Regions from separate parts of the Homo sapiens genome. Here region 2 is linked to region 1. Evidence: read pairs that join two places in POLR2A ChIA-PET (ENCODE). Cell type or tissue: GM12878. All regions are shown on one strand. Each heading gives the region's core, and the rest is flanking DNA. Links, peaks and the distances in the headings are about the cores only.

Region 1 (8,013 bases), core at 2,391-6,390:
GTTGGTCTCAAACCCCTGGGCTCAAGTGATCCTCCTACCTCAGCTTCTCAAAGTCCTGGGATTACAGGTGTAAACCACTGCGCCTGGGCCTATGTTTTAACTTTAATCTTGAAGTCTTCCTTCTCCTGCTTTCTCTCACCACACACTCATTTCACCGAAAACTCTGTTAGATTTACTTTCAAATACATCCAGAATCTAGCCACTTCTCACCACCTACTCTGCTATCACTTGGTTGAAGCCACCATTACCCCTGCACTGGATCCCTGTAGTAGTCTCCTACGCATCTCCTTGCTTCTGTTCTGCCCTCCTTCAAACTACTGTCAACACAGCAGCCAGAGTGACCCTGTTAAAACAAGTCAGATCATTTCATCCCTCAGCTCAAAATTCTGCAGCGTATCCTCACTTCACTTCGTGAAATCCTTATGATGACCTCCAAGGGCCTATGTGATCTGCACCTACATTCTCTTCTCCTACATTCTCCTCCTCCCCATCTGTACTCTGCCATGGACACTGACCTTCTTGCTACTCCATGAATCCTCCAGGCACACCCCACATTATGGTCTTAGCAGTCCTCTCCTTCCTGATATCCACTTGACTAACTCCTTCACCTCCTTCAAGTTGGCTCAAATTTCTCTTTCTCAGTAAAGCCCTTCCAATACCCTTATTCAATACTGCAAACATCCCCCATCGGCGTCCTATACTCCTTGCTCTTCTTTTTCTTTTCCCAGAGCATTTACAACCCTTTTACCTGCTATGTAATTAACTTTATTATGTTCGTTGCCTACCTCTCCCATTTGAATTTCCATGCCACATGGGTGGGGATCTTTGCTGTTTTGTTCACTGGAAAAAATCTTTCATAAATATCTGTTGAATTGGAGTCGCCATTCCTCTCTCCATTGCAATGGTGAAATAGCTTCAAAAAGCTGTAGTTTTGACACTGAGTCATTCCCTTGTGGATGATGTTGTCCTATTGCTTTTTAAAGATAAGTTTCGAAAAGGAAAAAAAAATAGAAAAATTGGACATCATCAAAATTTTAAACTTTTGCTTGTGAAAGACTCTGTAAAGGGGATGAAAAGACAAACTACAGACTGGGAGAAAATATTTGCAAATCACAAATCAAACAAAGAATATATATAATCTCAGAACTCAACTGTAAAAAACCACACACAGGCAATTCAATTAGAAAATGAACAAAAACAAGAACAGACATTTTACCAAAGGGGATACAGAGATGGCAGATAAGTACATGAGAAGATATCTAACACTATTTGCCATTAGGAAGATGTAAACTAACAAACACCACAATGATATCAGACCTATCTGAATGGCTAACATAAAAAAAATCACGTCAAATGCTGGCCAGGCACGGTGACTCACACCTGTAATCCTAGCCCTTAGGGAGGCCAAGGCGGCTGGATTGCTTGAGCCCAGGAGTTTGAGTCCAGCCTGGGTAACCCTGTGACACCCCCTTCTCTACAAAAAATACAAAAATTTGTCAAGCGTGGTGGTGTATGCCTGTAGTCCCAGCTACTTGGGAAGCTGAGGTGGGAGGATCACTTGAGATTGGAAAGTCGAGGCTGCAGCATGCCTGGGTGACAGAGAGAGACACGATTTCAAAAAAATAAATAAATAAAATGCTAGTGAGGATGTGGAGAAAACGGATCACTCATACATGGTGGTAAGCATGTAAAGTGGTACAGTCACAAATATACTTTTACTTTTTCTTTTAAAACCAAAAATGGACTTCCCATACCACCCAGCAGTTGTACTTTCAGGCATCTGTGCCAGAGAAATGCAGACTTATGTTCATACAGAAACTTGTACAGCAATGCTCATAGCAGCTTTATGTATAATATACAAAAACTGGAAACCACCCAAATGCTCTTCAACAGGGTGAACGGTTAAAAAAAAACTGTAGAACATACATACCGTTGAATACTACTCAGAAATAAAAAGGAATGAACTACTGATACGTGAAACAATATGAACTGATCTCAAGAGGTTGTGCTGAGTGAAAACACCAATCTCGAAAAGTTACATTATATATGATTCCATTTACATAACATTCCTGAAACAAAATTATCAATGGAAAAGAGAGTAGTGGTGTCCAGGGTTTAGAGATGGGGATGGAGGGAAAGAGAAAGCTGTAGCTATAAAGGGGTAATATAAGGGAGTCTTGTGGTGATGGTGCAATTCTGTATCTTAATTGTAGTGATGGTACACTAAGCTAAGCTACACATGTGATCAGACTGCATAGGTCTATGAGCACACACACACGGATACACACACGCAGGCACACACACACGCACACTCACGAGTACAAGTGTAACTGGAGAAACCTGAATGAGCTCTGTTAATTGTACCAATGTCACTTTCTTGGTATTTATACATACTGTAGTTACGCAAGATGTTACTGGGTCAGGCAAGGTAAAGCGTGCACCAGAATTCCCTGTACATTTCTTTGCAACTTCCTGTAAATCCATAATTATTTCCAAATTGAAAAAATAAAGGACAGGGCGCGATGGCTCACACCTGTAATCCCAGCACTTTGGGAGGCCGAGGCAGGTGGATCATGAGGTCAGGAGATCGAGACCATCCTGGCTAACACGGTAAAACCCTGTCTCTACTAAAAATACAAAAAATTAGCCAGGCGTGGTGGTGGGCGCCTGTAGTCCCAGCTACTCGGGAGGCTGAGGCAGGAGAATGGCGTGAACCCGGGAGTCGGAGCTTGCAGTAAGCCGAGATTGCACCACTGCACTCCAGCCTGGGCGACAGAGCGAGATTCCCTCTCAAAAAAAAAAAAAAATAAATAAATGTGAAGAAAAAAGTTTCAAGAAGAAATCCAGGCCAGCTTTCAATTGGGATGTTTTCCCCTGGGGTTACTGTCCTTATTTCCAATACATCTAACTTTAACTTCTTTTTATTTGGTCTTTTTCACTTTTCGAGGGAAAGCCCGCAAATACTTACTTGAGTGAACATTATTCTTACGTGGTTCTGGGTAAGCTACTCAGCTCTCTGTTCTTCAGCCTTCCCTTTGGAAACTTGGGGGAATATCATCTGTCCCCATCCTCATGGGAATGTAGAGAGTTACAAACTCACAGAAGTTCCAATTAACTCCTTCCATGCTGAAATCATAGAGCAAGTGGGAAGTGAGGTGAGCACTCTCCTCCAATGAGCACCCACCACATTCTGGTCACTGCACAGGCACTTCAAATACACTGTCTCACTGGCCAGGTTTCAGCTCATTCGAAAAAGATGTGAAGGTCCTACATAAACTACAGCATTGCTGACCACTGAAGAACTGATAGCTGATAACATTGCTAAACAGCAAGAGTTCTTACTGGGTTTATACTTCTCAAATTTCCAATTAGTCAAAGCTATAGTAATATTTAAGTTGCTTTTTAAAAATGCACAAGCTAATTCTCTAATGCAATTTTCAAAATAAGCATACTTGGCTCTTTTTAAAGCATTTCCCCCTGAATTTGGTCAATAGATTTTGGAACCATTTTAAACAGGTTGACGTCAATCTTTTTGTAAAACTTTCTCCTTGGTGCTTCCCACCTCCATGTGTCCATCTCTTTTTCTTCCTCACAGAAGCATTTCTTTTCCTTCTCTTCTTTCTCTGGGATATGCCCTCACTAAACAAATTTGCTCTGTCACCTCTATTCTTATACTCCCTGGGAATGAAATGTTATTTGTTGGTCACCCATTAAGCACTGAAACTACTGCAAGATTATTTCCAATACATCATAACAAACATTCTTTGAAGTGTGTCACATGAGCCCTGAATCAGCAAGGAGGATAGTATTGCGAGGGCTGTTGCTAGACTATACAGTGCCTTTGTGCAAATTAGAAAAAGACCCCCCTCTGGATGGGACACAGGACTGAGCCAGGGCTGAATTTCAGTCCTTACCTGCATGGATGAGACACAACCTCCTCAATAAGATCCAGAAGCTATGGAAGGAGCTCTCAAAAGTAAACTCAGCTCATCATCACTTTTGTACCCAAATCCATCCTTGACTTATAGTGATTCCAAGAGTGAGCACTTGACTCATTTGTGACCCAATTTTTTTCTGTGTTAGACTAAAAATCTATAAAATACTTAGACATGAGGTTTTACAAACCTGTCCTATACACATTTCTTGTTTATCATCATGACACTTATCATCTTATTTATCATCATGACAGTGGTGCCAGTACTCATTGGGAGATCAGCAGATCACTCAGCTTTGGGACAAAACAGAGAGTTTTAAGTAAGACGGGGGTACACCAGATATTTTTATCCTTGTTTAGTTTTCCTCTTCCAGTGCAGTGGTCTCTGACTCAACAAAGCCCAACATTCACAACCTGCTGTCAGGGGCCTGATGCATGCATTGTCTTGAGTTGAATAAAAACATTTGACTCTTTCTGTCAATTTGCAGTGGAACACACCTTCCAGATTTTCTACATTATGTGATACCAGCTCTGAATATTTCCTATTCAGTGTTCACCTCTGTCAGCTAGTCTGAAAATTGGAGCCAGAAACACTTGACAAATCACTGGCCACATTGTGGTTACAGGTGATGACACATTGCTGCTGCTGCTGCTGCCGGTGCTTATTCATGAAACTGGAGATTAACGTTCCATTTCTGAGATGTAAACTAGGGAAAACCCCATATAAAGCACCAGCATTGAGCAGAATAACAGACAGACAATTTTCAACTGAAATGCCAGTTATTAGAAGTCATGTGGAGTCAGGAGTTGCCATGGAATCCATTTGTATCTAAACCGGCTCCTCCTGCTGGAATAGTTTCTCATTATCATGTCTTTCTTATGGGGTTGGGGGAGAAAGAAAGTGAGAGTGCCATCTCATATAAAACTATGTTATAATTCTGAAGCACTGAGGCCCTACAATGAATAGAAAATTAAAAGTTTTAAGGAAAGTTAATGTAAAATTGTAATACCCATTTATATTGTTTGGCTTGGAGTAAAACAATCACATTGCCATCAAGATTTCCTTTCTGTGACTTTTGATTATTCAAGGAGAATACACAATGGCTTGTGGTACAAGATTTATCTTCACAAGCTAGTTATCAGATCTCCAGGAGTGAAAATAAATATCAAAGCAGATCTAAACTGAGATGGGCTGCACATTTGCAGTGCACTTGTGTTCCCCTGCTTTCTCCTACGTATCATTTTTATTTAGATTCTTAACCAGATGATTATGGCTTTTCCTCCTCTTAACCAGACCATTATGGCTTTTCCTCCTGTGAAACTGCTGATGAGTCTATCCCCTTGTTTCCTCCAAGTTATTTGTTCAAATCACGAGAAGTGATTGGCTGGCATATGTTAATGCTTGAGTTGTTTCTGTGGTAAAGTCTCCCATGTGTTTATAGGTAAAATACAGAAACAGATTGATCAAATATCAACTTGGGACAACTGAATTTCAAAACACAGAATCCAGAAATTAACCACTGTTTTAACATATGTACAATATAATTGATTATAATTAGACAGGAGATCTGTTGAATGAAGATACATTAGAATTATATTTGCATATTTATCTTATTCTGTGTTTTCTATGAAAGAATATTAAATGTTTCATGTGAGTAAAATTGTTAGTAGATTACTCCAGAACCTTGAACCTGTGTTTGTCATTGTCTCGACTTCCCAGTGTTGACCAGTGAGCTCACCCCAGGGATTCAAGAATGGTTCAACTGTATTTAAAACCAGACCCCACCTCAACCTCCTACCCAAGGATTTACCCACCTCAGAGCCAAGAGGGCCCCCACCCTCAAATCATTTGGGTTGACAGTTTCCAGTAGAAAAATGCAAGCAGCACTTAGGCATATGAAAATATGCCAAACCTCCCTAATAACAGAAAAAAATTAAAAATCAATTTTCATCTAGTAGACTGGGAAAAAAGTTAATAATGTGCTTCATTCGAAGATTGTAGGGAAACAGTCACCCTCACACATTGCTGATGAGAGTGTCAATTGGCAAAACTGTCATGGAGGGCAATTTAGCAATGTTTATCAGGAGTGCAAATCCATGTATCCTTCAATATAGCAACTCCATTGTTGGGAATTTGTCCCGTGGGTGTACTTGTACACAGGTAAATGACATGTGTACAGTTATCCACTGCAGCATTGTTTGTGAAGCAATAATGGGAAACAAACCTAAATGTCCTCAGTGGGTGAAAGGTTAAATAATTTATACTGGTATTTTCTGGAATGCTATACAGATGTTTAGGAAAGAAAGGATGAAGAAGCTTTCTGTATACTGTCATGAAAAGTGAAAAAAAATCAAGGTGCAGAACGGTGTGTGTAATATAAATCTTAATGTTTGCTTGAAACTCCAGAAGAGTAATAAGAAGCTACGTAGTTGTATAGCTGGAGACATAAATTGGTAGCCCAAGATCCACTTGCTTGGTTTGCATAGTGTTTTAAAATTGGATTTCACTTAATAATCTGGATTTCTAGGTAAGGAAAATAAGTGAAGCAGGCCAGGTGTTAAGATAAGAAATGGTGCTGGTAGTCTAATCGGTCTGGATTTTCCACTCGGTTTTAGGGTGGAGGGACTCTGCAGTGGGAGCCCTGAGGAGATGAACAGCTTCATTCCAGAAATGGAGCTGTGACTCATGGATAGAGATTGTCATCCCAAACCTCTCTCATCTGAAAGGGGCTTAGGAACCACTGCTGGGAAAAGGCATGCCCAGCATCCATATCATCCCAGGTGTACCTAGGAGCAGCACTGACTTATCCATTTCACACAATAGTCACAGTGCCTAGGGCCCATGTAGTTTTACGGCCTGAGAAAAATGTTTCACTGTTTATTTCTTTTACCATCAGAAGAAAAAAAAATGTAAGAATAATGAATATATGATAATGAAACCAATCTGAATTACACTCATCTGTTTACCAATGCAGTTGCAAAATATAATTTTAAAATATTTTCTTATGCAGGATGGAGCCATAAAAACATTACAAAAGTGCTTAAGGATCAACAAAGCTGTGTCATAACGTTGACCCTGCACAAGAGGAAGCCCTTGCCACTTGAGGGGAGGCCTAGACCACCCTGGCCCAATGCATCCAGGCAGGGCCCCCTCCTCTAGCGACCACTCCCCCTGCACCAACATCACACACACACACACCTTGAACCCTTTATGCCTAAGTGGTCTTGAAAAATGAGGGAACAGGTTTGAGGCCAAAAGGAGAACCAATGCTTGTCTGCTATATTTCCAGTGTGTCCCACCCCTGGTTGACTGAACCAAAGTCTCTGGACTTATTTCCAGCAACATAGCTGAGAACCCTGGAACACTGAAACATTGTGAGAGCACCCTGTGTATTTCCCTGCTCTTCTGAAGCCAAACTCCCCACGGAAGTTTGCCCCGGCTTCCTCTCCCTTTTTTGACACTAACCACTTTCCTAAGGAGGCAGGAATAAGCCATCTTCAGAGACCCCATCCTTATCACAGAGGACAGCCTCACTCCTGGGCCTCAACTAGACCGCCCTATCATTTTATGCTGTATGTTCAAGATCCCACAATACTAGGGACATCGCTTCGAATATTTTCCCTCCTCACAGTCTTCTACTTCAGAAGCAGGCTGAGAAAAAGCAGACTAAGGCAATGGTTCTTAAAGTGCGGTTCCCTCACCAGCAACATCACCTGGGAACCTGTTAGAAATGCAAATAAACTATTGGGTTCCACCCCAGATCTACTGAATCATAAACTCTGGAAGTGAGGCCCAGCAATCTGTGTTTTAAGCAGCCTTCCAATCAATTCCCATGCACGCTCAAGTTCCAAAACCGCGCTAACAGCAAAGGCGCCCAGATATTCAAGGGCAGATTCCCATGTCTCGGGCCCAGAGGCGGTGAGTCTAGGGTGGGACCCAGGCATGTGCCCCAGGCTTCCGAAGCACCGGGTCTCCGGCCCAGACGAGCACAGTGGTAATTTCCCGGGGTCCTGGGGTTGCGACGCGAAAGCGGGAGCAGCTATTGGAGGCTCACGACTTGGAGACGCAACCACCTCAG
Region 2 (8,013 bases), core at 1,660-5,659, 150 kb after region 1:
TGAGGGTGAAAACTGCTGTGAACATAGGCCTCACATCAATATGCTTCCCTTGGCTCAAATATTGGCTGCCTTGGTTTGGTCTTAGATATTTTATAGTAACCTTTTTCTTGGTATTTTATCAGTTGTTATAATTCTTATTAGTGGGAGAGTTATTATCCTATCCTGCAAGTGTTGGTTTGAGGCACCTGCCCAGATGAGGATGTTCAGTTCGCACTATGAGGTATAAGAAAGGAATTCAGGGGTGAGATTTATACCGAAGCCAGGGATTAAGAGTCATTGTAATATAGAGGTTTCTAGAGTTTATGGGATGGGAATGAATGAGTCTTTTAAGGAAACTGTGGAGTGTGCTAAAACACCTGAGATGGTAATCTTGATAAATACCACGTTTTGGGCTGAGTAGGGCAAGAGGAGTGGCTATAGTTGTTAGAAGAAATCCAGAAAATTATAATGCCACTGATAGTAAGAAAAAAATTTCAAGAAAGTTTGGAGTGTCAATCATTCAAGAGAAGTCAAGAGAAGAAATAAAAAGTGTTCATTGCATTAAATGGGAAATTTATACATAATATTGGCTAGAGAGATTTTAGAAGTCAGAGGGCAGTAGGTTAAAGAGGAGAGCAAGTGAAAACAGTGAATACAGACATATTTTGAGAAGTTTAATTATAAGAAAGAGAGAAAGGGAAAGGCCTTAGCATTCATATAGGTTGAAAGGGAAGTACTACCAGGGAGCAATAGGTATTGCCTAAGTTCTATGACAGCAGTGGCCACATCTGTATTGTGCTTAGTAGCATCTTTAGCAGTTAACAGAGGGCAGGGACATGCTTGGCGTTCAGTATTTTTGTGTTGAATGAAGGACTTAAATGGAGCTAATGAAGACAAAATTGAGACAAGGGATATCCAATGAAAGGAGATCACTAAGAATTTGTTGGGGGCAGGGATGGAATACAGAGAACTGAAGGAAGAAACCCTTCTACTAAGTTAGGAAAGATGCAAATGAGGAGAGGTGAAGGTGCACGTAAGTTTATAGGTGTGTGAATGGGGTAAGCAGTTGAGAAAGTTCTTGATTTATTTTCTCTGGGAGGGAAGAAGTTAGAGTGGTGGAGGGTGCTGGGATCAGAGGGCTGGCTAAGTCATTGTTTGAATATAACAGAGAATATTAATCCATGTCCCTAACTGGCAATTGATTTATGTCTTCCTTTCTTCTATTACAAAAACACACCTTTACTGAATTCCCTTGTACAAGTCTTCTTCTCCATGAAGTTCTTCAATGGTATTGGTAGAATTTCTAGGTGGGGGTATCTTCAATATTACTTAATCTTGCAGAATCACTTGTTAAGATATTATGAATTTACAATGCACCCATGTCGTGTGTGTGTGTGTGTGTGTGTGTGTGTGTGTGTGTGTGTGTGTGATTTTTCAATCATCAGCCCAGAGTTTGGAAGAGAGAAAGTAGGTATTTGGTGCCACCTATGGTTGATGTTTTATTGGAAGTGTGACAGAGGACATGGGTCAACAAAGTTGAAATGGTAAGAAAGGAAATAAGGACTGGAGTAGAAAGGTAAATTGAAAAGAAATGGAGGTTCAAGGAGTTGAAGATTGCAGTGTGGTCAAAAGCAAGTATATGAGAGAACAGGAAGTTCTAAGGCAGGCTAGGATAATGTGATGAGAGTGTGGAATATCGTTTAAGATTTTTGACTGTACATCAGTTACAGTAATTATAACATACAAATCTCTATAGCAGAAATAAAGTGGAGATGAAGGTGAATAGACTAGAACATTAATAGAACTGGGAAGACTGGGTGTTAAACACATCACTTACAATTGCCATTAAATTTATCCAGGATAACAGTTGGACGTTCCCCTAGATTATGTCACACATTTTGAAGGATCTTTTTCTGCCAGATAGCAGATGGGATGCAGACCCTGAAAATGCAGTACAGCAGCATGTGATCTTTGCCGAAAGAAGTTGGGAGCAGTCTTTATTTTGGCAGAGAGAAGGCTTTGCAATAAGCAGTGCTTGGAATTAAGACAAAGGTGTTTAGATGCAATGGTTATTGCATACGCTCAGTCTGATAAGTGGTCAGGGCTGAGTTGCAACAGATAGCAAAGAGGAAGGGACTGCAAATAACTATTCATGTCACATTTTACTCTATAATTTGATGTTTTGGGATCAGTGGAGATCAGTTGCTCAGTTGGGATCTCCATGACACATCCTACCCAAAAGCTGTTGATGCTACTAGTAGAGAGAGAAGTTTGAGAAGATGAGAAGTAAATGACTTTATGAAGATGGGACTGTCAAATATGCTTTATTCCCTTTGGTAATCCGCAAACAGTGGAAAGTCACTTCCCACCCTGGAGTAATGGTAAAGTCACCATGCCATATAGTACCTTAGTATTTGAAAACTGAATTTATCAGGCAGTTGGAGAAACTGCCCAAGTGTGTCATTTTGATTATAAAGCAACACAGGAGTGGTGGGGCTTGCAATCCTGAAGATGGTTGATTATTCCAGGTAGATGTTGAGGAATCACACAAAGTTACAGCTCCATCATTCCTGCTATTTTATATTGTTACTGAATCTTCTGTCAGTCCAGGCCAGCTGTGTTACAAGTTGTATCTCTTGTCTCTACAGTGGCAATTTACTTGACTATAGACCAATTTATCTATCATTTCTTCTTGCCTGAAAGTGGAAAAACAGAAACAGTTACATGCCCTCAGTTGGAGAACCTGGAATGCTTTTTTAACCCATTTGCCAAATGAACCGATTCATTTCTCACTTGGTTGAGTGGTTAGAATAAACTCTGTAGTTTGGTGAAAAAGTATTTTGTTTAAACCCTCTGAATTCCCTTTGTCTCTGAGTATCTGTCTTTTAAGAAAGAAACTCTGAAGTTTAGCTACAAAGATGGACACATGATTGGTTATTAATTGTTCTTACTGAACTTTAATCCTAGCTTATAGGTATTGATTGAGAGAAAAAGAAAAAAATCCTACCTGCAAGAAAATAATTACAAAAGTTAGAAGTGCCAGCATCTCCAAATGAGGAGGAACCAGAGTAAAAATTCTGGCACCATGAAAAATCTGAATGTAGTGACACCACCAAAAGATCATACTAGTTCTCCAGTGGTCACGAACCAAAATTGAAACTCAGCAATGACAGACAAAGAATTCAAAACATGAATTGTGAGGAAGCTCAACAAGATCCAAGATAAGGTTGAAAATAAACACAAAGAAACTTCTAAAGTAATCTAAGAAATGAAGAAACAAATAAACATCTTTAAAAGGAAATTAATTAGAGCTTCTGGAATTGAAAAGCTCACTTAAGGAATTCCAAAATACAGTTGGAAGCTTTATCAATAGATTGGACCAAGCAGAAAGAAAGAATTTCAGAGCTTGAAGACCAATCTTTCAAACAAACCCAGTAGGACAAAAACAAAGAAAAAAGAATTTTAAAAAATGAGCAGTCTTTATGAAATATGGGATTATGTAAAGCAACCAAACCTACAAATTATTGGCATTCTTAAGAGAGAAGGAGAAAAAGCAAACAACCTGGAAAACATATTTGAGAGAATAATTCAAGAAAACTTCCCTAATCTTGTTAGAGAAGTAGACATCCAGATACGAGAAACGCAGAGAATACCTGTTAGATACTATACAAAATGAATATCACCAAGGCATATAATCACCAGACTGTCCAAGGTCAATGCTAACGAAAAAATCTTAAAGGCAACTAGAGAAAAAGGTCAGATCACATACAAAGGGAACCCTGTCAGGTTAACAGTGGACTTCTCAGCAGCAACCTTACAAGCCTGGAGAGACTGGGGGCCTATTTCCAGCATTTTTTAAGGAAAGAAATTCCAACTAAAAATGACATATCCCACCAAACTAAGCTTCATAAGCAAAGGAGAAATAAACTCTTCCAGGCAATCAAGCACTACCATAATTTGTTACCAGTAGTCTAGTCTTACAAGAAATACTGAAGGGAGTCCTAAACATGGAAACAAAAGAACAATGTCTGCTACCACAAAAACACACTTAAGTACATAGCCCACACACCCTATAAAGCAACCACACAATAGAAACTACAAAGCTATCAGGTAACAACTTCAAAACCTATCCTATTGTGGTTAACAGATCACTATTAACCTTGATGTAAATGGTCTAAATGCCTTACTTAAAAGACACAGAGTGACAAGTTAGATGAAAAAGCAAGACCCATTCAACTGCTCTCTTTTAGAGACCCACCTTACAAGTAAAGCCTCAAAGTAAAAAGTTGGATAAAGATCTACTATGCAAATGGAAAACAAAAAGGAGCAGGGATCACTATTCTTATGTCAGATAAAACAGACTTTAAACCAACACAGTAAAAAAAAAATATTAAAGAAGGGCATTAAACAATGAAAAAGAATTCAATTCAACAAAAACGTAACTATTCTAAATACATACACACCCAATATTGGAGCACCCAGGTTCACAAAACAAGTACTTCTAGACCTATGAAAACACCTAAACAGACACACAATAACAGCGAGGAACTTGAACACCTCACTGTCAGCATAGATAGAAAGCATTGTAGCAGAAAACTAACACAGAAATTCTGGACTTCAACTTGACACTTGACCAACTGGACCTAATTGATATCTACAGAATACTCCACAAATCAACCAGAGAATGCACATTCTTTTCATGTGCACGCAGAACAAACTACAAAATGGACCACAGGCTTGGCCATAAAAGAAGTCTCAATAAATTTTAAAAACTTGAAGTCATACCAACAATATTCTCAGATCATAGTGGAATAAAAATAGAAATCAATACCAAGATGATCTCTCAAAACCACATAATGTATGAAAATGAAACAACTTGCTCCTGAATTTGGGTAAACTATGAAATTAAAGCAGAAGTCCAAAAATTGTTGGAAATAAATCAAAACAGAAACACAACATACCAAAATCTCTGGACTGCAGCAAAAGCAGTGTTGTGAGGAAAGGTTATTGCATTAAACATTTATCTAAAAAAGTTAGAAAGATCTGAAATTAACAATCTAACATCACACATAGAGGAACTAGAAAAACAAGAATAAACTAGCCCCAAAGCTAGCAAAGGAAACTAATAACTAAAATCAGAGCAGAACTGAACCAAATTGAGACCCCAAAATCCATACAAAGAATCAATGAAACCAAAAGTTGTTTTTCGAAAGGAAAAACAAGATCAGTAGACTTCTAGCTAGATAAACAAACAAACAAACAAACAAAAAAGAAGCTCCAAATAAGCACAATCAGAAATGACAAAGGTAACATTGCAATCAATCCCACAGAAATATAAAGTATCCTCAGAGACTATTATAAACACATCTATGCACACAAACTAGAAAATCTAGAGGAAATGGATAAATTCCAGGAAACAAACAATATTCTGAGATGGAATCAGGAAGAAATTGAAACCCTCAACAAGTCAATATTGAGTTCCAAAATTGAATCAGTATTAACAATAACAATAAAAAAGGCTACCAACAAAAAAAGCCCTGGACCAGATGGATTCACAGCCAAATTCCACCATATGTACAAACATGAGCTGGAACCAATTCTACTGGAACTATTCCAAGAAAACAAGGAGGAGGGACTCCTCCTTAACTCATTCTATCAGGCCAGCATCACCCTGATACCAAAACCTGGCAAAGGCACAGTGAAAAAAGGAAACTACAGACCAATATCCTTAATGGACATAGATAAAAAATCCTCAACAAAATGCTAGCAAACTGAACCCAATAGTACATCAAAAATTTAATTCGACACTTTTAATCCTAACACTTTGGGAAGCTGAGGTGGGCAGATCACTTAAGCCCAGAAGTTCAAGACCCGCCTGGGCAACATGGTGAAACCCCATCTCCATAAAAAATATACAAAATTAGCTTGGTGTGGTAGCATGCTCCTGTAGTCCCGGCTACTCTGGAAGTTGAGGTGGGAGGATCACCTGAACTCAGTGAGGCTGAGGCCACAGTGAGCCGTGATCACACCACTGCACGCCAGCCTAGGAAACAGAGTGAGACCCTGTTGCAAAAAAAAAAAATTAATTCGCAACAATCAAGTAGGCTTCATTCCTGGGATGCAAGTTTGGTTCAACATATGCAAATTGATAAATATGACTCACCACATAAACAGAATTAAAAAAAAACACTATATGATCATCTCAATAGTCATGGAAAAAGCTTTTGATAAAATCCAACATCCCTTTATGACCAAAACCCTCAAGAAATGAGGCGCTGAAGGAACATGCCTCCAAATAATAAGAGCAATTTTTGACAAACTCATACCAACATCATACTGGATGGGCAAAAACTGGAAGCATTCCTATGGAGAACTGAATCAAGACAGGGGTGCCTACTTTCATTACTCCTGTCCATCATAGTACTGGAAGTGCTAACCAGAGTGATGAGGCCAGAGCAAGAAATAAAAGGCATCCAAATAGGAAAGCAAGAAATCAAACTATCTATCTTCATGGATGCTATGATTCTACACCTCAAACTCTGCCAAAAAGCTACTAGAACTGATAAATGTCTTCAGTAAAGTTTCAGTATACACAATCAATGTACACAAATCAGTAGCATTTCTATGCACCAATAATGTTCAAGCTGAGAGCCAAATCAAGAACACAATCCCATTTACAATAGACACACACACACACACACACATACACACACACTACCTAGGAATACATCTAACAAAGAAGGTGAAAGATCTCTACAAGGAGAACTACAAAACACTGCTAAAAGACATCGTAAATGAACAAACAGATAAACAGATAGAAAAACATTCCATGCTCATGGGTTGGAAGAATCAATATCATTAAATGACCATATGGCCCAAAGCAATCTAGAGATTTAACACTGTTCGTATCAAACTACCAACATAATTTTCCACAGAACTAGAGAAAGCTATTCTAAAATTCACAGGAAACCAAAAAGGAGCCTGAATAGCCAAAGCAATCCTAAGCACAAAGAACAAAGCCAGACGCATCACATTACCTGACTTCAAACTATACAAGAAGCCCACAGTAACCAAAACAGCATGGTACTGGTCCAAAAACAGACATAGACCAATGGAACAGAATAGTGAATCAAGAAATAAAGCTGCACACCTACAGCCATCTCATCTTTGACAAAGCTGACAAAAATGCACAATGGGGAAAGAATTCTTTATTCCATAAATGGTGCTGGAATAGCTGGCTAGCCATATGCAGAAGAATGAAACTATACCCCTACTTTTCATCATGCATAAAATTAACTCAAGATGGATTAAAGATTTTAATGTAAGGACCCAGCCTATAAGAATCCTAGAAGAAAACCTAGGAAGTATCTTCCTGGACATTGGCCTTGGGAAATAATTATTGACTAAGTTCTGAAAAACAATTGCAACAAACACAAAAATTGACAAGTAGGACCTAATTAAAGAGCTTTTGCACAGCAAAAGAAACTAACAACAGAATAGACAAACTACAGAATAGGCAAAAATATTTGCAAACTACGCATCCAACAAAGGTCTAATATTCAGAATCTATAAGGAACTTAAACGACTGAACAAGCAAAAAGCTAAACAACTCCATTAAAAATGAGTGAAAGACATGAACAGATTACTCTCAAAAGAAGACATACAAGTAACCAACAAACATATGTAAAAATGCTTCACATTACTTATCATCAGAGAAATGCAAATCAAAACCATAATGAGATACAATCTAACACCAGTCAGAATGTCTACTATTAAAAAGTCAAGAAAACAAGAAATGTTGGTGAGGCTGTGGAACGAAAGGAATGCTTATACACTGTTAGTGGGAATGTAAAGTAATTGAGCCACTGTGGAAAGCAGTTTGAAGATTTCTCAAAGAATTTAAAACAGAGCTACCATATGACCCAGCAATGCCATTCCTGGGTATATATCCAAAAGAAAATAAATCATTCTACCAAAAAGACATATGCATTTGCATTTTCATTTTACCACTATTCACAATAGCAGAGACATGGA

The links. ChIA-PET counts read pairs that join two places held together with the same protein. Peaks named below come from ENCODE experiments on the same cell type or tissue, not always from the same donor. Only the 100,000 strongest peaks of a DNase experiment are listed, where the experiment ranks them.
Region 2: POLR2A ChIA-PET joins it to region 1 with 5 read pairs; 2 of 35 experiments call an interaction of 5 or more read pairs at or near these places.

Annotation. Positions count from the first base shown.
Region 1 is chr6:100,469,528-100,477,540 of GRCh38, reverse strand. No RefSeq gene overlaps it. Among named protein-coding and RNA genes, the nearest start is that of SIM1, 8.6 kb to the right of the region's middle. In GM12878, for the core only: no CTCF peak of the experiment used is centred there; a DNase peak (open chromatin) is centred at 4,610.
Region 2 is chr6:100,320,670-100,328,682 of GRCh38, reverse strand. No RefSeq gene overlaps it. Among named protein-coding and RNA genes, the nearest start is that of SIM1-AS1, 69 kb to the left of the region's middle. In GM12878, for the core only: no CTCF peak of the experiment used is centred there; no DNase peak of the experiment used is centred there.